Regions from separate parts of the Homo sapiens genome. Here region 1 is linked to region 2. Evidence: read pairs that join two places in POLR2A ChIA-PET (ENCODE). Cell type or tissue: MCF 10A. All regions are shown on one strand. Links, peaks and the distances in the headings refer to the core of each region. The heading gives the core; the rest is flanking DNA.

Region 1 (2,924 bases), core at 140-2,639, 49 kb before region 2:
CATAAGAGCTCCAATCTTATGACCTAACCACCTCCCAAGGCCCCACTTCCTGATACCATCACCTCGGGGGTTAGGATTTCAACATATGAATTTGGAAGGACACAAACTTTCAGACCCTAGGAGGGGTTGTGTCTGGCTTCGTCATAGGTTCTCAAGGAGCTCATCCATGAGTCTTCCCCAAGTCACATGGGGAAGGGTGGCTCTCTGCCTGGAACACAAAAGGACAGGGAGGATTTCTTGACCATTACTGTTTTCCACATTGTCAGCCCATAGGGGGTCGGTCACAGTGAGGTCATACACCAACTTCAAGACTGGAGAATGGCAGCTGTGGGGACCATCACTGAGCTGTTTCTTCTGCCGCAATGTGTTGCCAACAACAGACTTCACAAAGAGATCATTCCCCATCAACCCATTCACATGTCTCTTAACTGTCAGCTTTATGTCCTCCATCTGCTGTCAGTGTGCCTCCATCTGCTGTCCAGCTCACAGAATCTTGAATCTCATGTTTTCACTGTTCCTCTGGGTCATTGAAACAGAGAGAGATTAAAGGTGGTTCAATAGGGAAAGTCAGAATGTATGGTTCTTACTTTATTCACTGTTCTGCCAACCAACATAATATGATATTACTAGACATGAAACAGAAATGATTTCAGTTATAAATAATTTACTATCCTCAAAGAAGGTTAGAATTAAGTTGGTTATATTTTCTTTCATTTAAATAGCTTGCTCTGGGAGCCTGTTATGTTTCCTAGACTTACTCTGGTACTGAATTCCAGTATTCCGTAGATCTTATTAAATACATAAATCTTGTTTATTCTAAGGCACTGCTTTATATGAACAAACCACCTCAAGTTCTTACTCTGATTTTAAAGGACAAGAACTTTGGGGAATACTAGAATATATTGGTCTTACCTGGAAAATGCTAACATTTGTAGCAGAAGGGCCTCAGAGAGCCCACACTCAGCAACCCAGATAATGTCCAAGTTCTCTGTTTATAGAGAAAAATCTCAGGGTACTAGCCCTAGGAACATTTTTTCCCAGGTGTCCCTGTGATAATCCTAAGGTATGAAGAAATGTAAGGTAGTCCCACAAAACAAAGGTTAAATTGAAATGGTTTCATACTCTAGCACTGAAAATAACTGTTTTTCAACAAACTGTAAGAAATAGTGCCTTACATTTGTCTGGAACTTATACTTTACAATATGCTTTTAAATATACCATGTCATTAAATTTCACAACAATTTGGCAAGAAAGAAATGATAATCTCCATTTTGTTGATGAGTAATAAAAGCTATTATCTATTTCACACTTACTTCTTGCCAGGCACCATGGTGAGCACTCATTTGATCCTTGCAACACTCTTATGACGTATGTGCTATCATTGTCCTTGTAATACATACATTGAAAGTGAGGCTCAGGAAATTTGAAGATTTTGCCTAAGGTTAGGCAATAAGTAAGTAACAGAGTAGAAATTTGAACACGTTTTTCCAACTCATAATGCTCTAAACCAGTGGTCTTCACACTATTTTGGCCACACAATTTTTAAATTATCTATGTACCACTGTATTACCATGTACATTAACATATATAGAAAAATAGCATTAAAAAAGAGAACAAGATAAAAATGCAAATAGAAATATAAGTTATTTCTTCTCATACTCTAATAGAATATCTTCTACATCCAATAAACTTAATCTTGCTGATGACTCTTCAAAGTTATTACCCTCTATGGACTGTGCAAATGGCAACCAAATTTCAACTTGAGTTTTGGAGGGAACATTCAAACCATAGCACTCTTCACAGTCTGAGGATGATATTATTGTTGAGAGGGGTAGGTCTTTGAAACCAGGCTTGGGATTCTAGCCAAGCGCGTGATATGGAATGTGATATAGAATGTGGTGGTTTGAGGCTGACCAAGAGGCAGTAGAATGGCATTGGAAAGGACCTGGAGTTATCAGAGGAGAGTGGAGGGTCTCACTGAATCGTTTATTGATTGTGTGATTATGGACAAGTTGCCAAGACACAATGGGCTTTGGTGTCCTAATCTGTACCACGTTAAGAGGTGAGACCATAAAGAGGTGATTAGGCAGATCCCCTCAAGAATGAATTAATGCCATTATTATGGGAGCAGGTTAATTGTCATGGGAGTGGGTTCCCCATAAATGGGTGAGTTGGCCCAATTTTCTCTCTCTTGCAAGTCTTGCAAGCTTGCTTCTTCCTTCCATTCTTCTGGTATAGGATGACACTTGACAGATGTCAGCATCATGCTCTTGGACTTCTAGCCTCCAGAACTGTGAGCCAAATACACTTTTTTTTTAATTACTCAGTCTGTGGTATTCTGTTATAGCAGTAGAAAATGGACTAAGAAAGAGTATGAGAAATGAGTGCTCTAGCTATTGTAATTGTTTGGATGAATCAGGTCCAAATCCTCTTTAATCTCAATTTTTCTTGACAGAGAACATCTGCTCTTATTGGACAATTTTTACCACCCCCGGCTCACTTGGTGCCATAGAGGGCTGCCTGTTTTGAACAATTCAACTTAGATGTATTTTCTTTTCTCTTTTTCTTTCTTTCTTTCTTTCTTTTTTTTTTTTTTTTTTTGAGACAGAGTTTCACTCTTGTCATACATGCTGGAGTGCAATGGTGAGATCTTGGCTCACTGCAACCTCCACCTCCCGGGTTCAAGAGATTCTCCTGCCTCAGCCTCCTGAGTAGCTGGGATTACCAGTGCCTGCCACCATGCTCAGTTAATTTTTGTATTTTTAGTAGAGACAGAGTTTCACCACTTTGCCCAGGCTGGTCTTGAACTCCTGATCTCAGGTTATCTTCCTGCCTCAGCCTCCAAAGTGTTGGGATTACAGTTGTGAGCCACCATGCCCAGCCTATTTTCTTTACTAGAGTTTGCATTTGACTGTACTCACATT
Region 2 (2,924 bases), core at 316-2,815:
TTATCTATTTGCATCTATTTTCTCTCTGTCTTTTTCTATAGATATCTCTTTGTGTATATATACAGCATAAAAACTCTGTTCAAGATATGTATTTTACCCAAAAATCTATCCATTTCTAATTCTAGCCCGCTCTGCAATCTAGTGTTGTAACGCATAAATCACTTCAAAAGTGAAAGAGGATTATGGGTCTCTTCCACTTTTCCATATATCATATTTTAGGCCACTTCAACAAATGAAATGGCAAAGTCACTGTTGCTGTCCTAGAGACTGCAGGAAATAAACACACCATGTACGGGCATGCACACACACACACACATGCACACACACACACACACACACACACACCCCTCTGCCTTCTTCAAGTTTATCATCAATTGATGAGACAAAAACTAAATACGTGATCTAATCACTTGACAAGGCCAGATTCAGATAAAGCTGCTCTGTCTGCAAAAAAAAACAGAAGACACAGGGCACAGCAGGTGAGAGCAGGTGCCTGGATGTCTTGGTATTTCCAAGTAGCAACACCCTCAAACCAATTTTATCACTAGTGTCCAGAAGCAGACACTTCCCTTTCTTCTTTTTCATGCTTTTACTTCATTTGGAAGGAAAGAACCCTGCCTAGCTCCTCCTCTGAAAGATCCACCGGCAAGTCCAGGTGTCTGCGGAGCTAGTGCCCCTCAGGTGTCTGTGTCTTCAACACACTTGGCTCTAGGGCCCTTGCAAACAACATGACTCAGCCCTGAATAAAGGTATGCCTCCCTGCAGACTTCCAGCCCCACTTGGACCCCTCAGGGTGTGAGAGGTCACGAAATGCTCACAATGCATCAACTTCATTTATCCCATGAATGCCATACATCATCTTTTAATTGAAGGGAATTGTAGGGGAAAAACATTAACAAAATATTTAAACTGAGAGAGTGCCTCATTTTCAAAGAGAGCAGGTGTCACAATTTTAGAGGACCTGGTCTCTCAGCCTCCACCAACGGCACTGCTGAATGGGTCCCCAAGGTGATGCAAGTGAAAAAACCCATTTGACTTACCTGTAAGAATCCCATCAACCACCTCAGTCAGTCATCTCTTTCCCATCCCCAGGAGCTACTTAGGTCCTGAAGCTATGATCTTACTGTGGTGATTTAGTGGCCTGAAGGAGCATTTGACAGTGATGACACAGCCTTGGCTCTGAGATGAAGCATATGGCTCGGGAGAGCCTGACTCATTATTTTCTGATAATGTTTACATGTTAAACTGTCAACTCAGATCTAAAATATCACATGTTCTGTGGTGGCATCTGCATGTGGCTGTGACTCAGTACTGGAGCTGTGGCTCCGTACCAAGACAACCAGAAGGACACATCTGGTTACCACATTGGAACAACTATGCCACAGCTGTGCCATGGCTACAGGCACCTGGACTTGCACTGTAGTTCTCCTTTTGGTCCTCTGTGGTGCAGTTTTACCTCAATAATAGATTAAATGATTAAAGTGATTAAATAATAAAAAGAACCAACTTCTGTGTCACTCGGATCTAGGTTCAAATCTCAGCTCCACAACTTAGCAAATGTGAGAACCTGAGCAAAGTACCTAGGCTCTGAGCCTCAATTTACTCATCAGTAAAATGGGGATGATAATATACCCATATCTTATCATATACCCATGTATATCATAGTTGTGTCCCATATCAATATTGTGAGGAATAAATTAGATCATGTACCCAAGCTATTCTTCATGGACAATATCATGATTGGAGTGTAAGAAATGATGGAATTATCAGTGGCAAATCTGCATTCAAACACCTTTCTGTGAGCTGCGTTATAGGGCACTGTATTCCGGCAGATTTACTTAGTAGCTGCAGCTGAATGCATTATACCTGAAGTGGACTTTCTACCTGAAAGAGGATGCAGCAAATAAGATTCAAAAATGTGGAATTGGCTGAGTGGAAGAGGTGGGGCTTTGGATAGTGAGGTCTCAGGTATTTCAGGCTGCAAATCTGGTGACCCTTCTTATGTGGTGGCCGAACATTTGGTCAGATTGTCACCCGCTGTTCTTTGGGATACAGACCATGTGCCGTGGCAGCTTTGCTATTAGGATAAATAGTGGAAAAAAATTCAGAACCCTGGCATATGGCTATAGATTTTTTTTTTTTTTTCTGAAGGAGTGGTCTGTACTTCGATCCAAGTTAGCCAGTCTGCAAGAGGAAATGAGAGATCAATGCTTTACCTGTGGCCTGCATTCTAAATTCACTGACAATCCTATATTTTGGGTACTGCTGAGTTTTAAAAAAGAAATTTATTCCTACTAAACTGAGCAGGCAAGGACAGTGACAGGAAGCCTGGAGCCTTCATAGATTGGTAACTTAAGACTTTTCCATCCAGGCTCTTTGGATTTCTTTAGACAAATGCACAGTGGTATTACACTTGCTATCTCTCCATCATTATTTTGAATGACCTCAAGGCATTGGCCATTAAGCTATGGAACAGAGGACCGGGAACAACCCAGAGATCAGTAGGTGTATTAGTTTGTTCTCACGCTGCTAATAAAGACATACCCAGGACTGGGTAATTTATAAATAAAGGAGATTTAATGGATTCACACAGTTCTACATGGCTGGGGAGGCCTCACAATCATGGCAGAAGGCAAAGGAGAAGCAAAGTCACATCTTAAATGGTGGCAGGAAAGAGAGCGTGTGCAGGGGAACTCCCACTTATAAAACCACCAGATCTCGTGAGACTTATTCACTATCACGAGAACAACAAGGGAAATCCTGCCCTCATGATTCAGTTACCTCCCACCGGGTCCCTCCCACAACGTGTGGGGATTATGGGAGCTACAGTATAAGATGACATTTGGATGGGGACACAGCCAAACCATATCAGAAGGTAAAGGAAAGGAATCTTCTAGCTAAATACCATATCTAAGTGAAATCTT

What was found. Peaks named below come from ENCODE experiments on the same cell type or tissue, not always from the same donor. Only the 100,000 strongest peaks of a DNase experiment are listed, where the experiment ranks them.
Region 1: POLR2A ChIA-PET joins it to region 2 with 5 read pairs; 1 of 35 experiments calls an interaction of 5 or more read pairs at or near these places.

What each region holds. Positions count from the first base shown.
Region 1 is chr1:241,461,023-241,463,946 of GRCh38, reverse strand. No RefSeq gene overlaps it. Among named protein-coding and RNA genes, the nearest start is that of FH, 57 kb to the left of the region's middle. In MCF 10A, for the core only: no CTCF peak of the experiment used is centred there; a DNase peak (open chromatin) is centred at 1,356.
Region 2 is chr1:241,411,953-241,414,876 of GRCh38, reverse strand. No RefSeq gene overlaps it. Among named protein-coding and RNA genes, the nearest start is that of RGS7, 56 kb to the right of the region's middle. In MCF 10A, for the core only: no CTCF peak of the experiment used is centred there; a DNase peak (open chromatin) is centred at 1,266.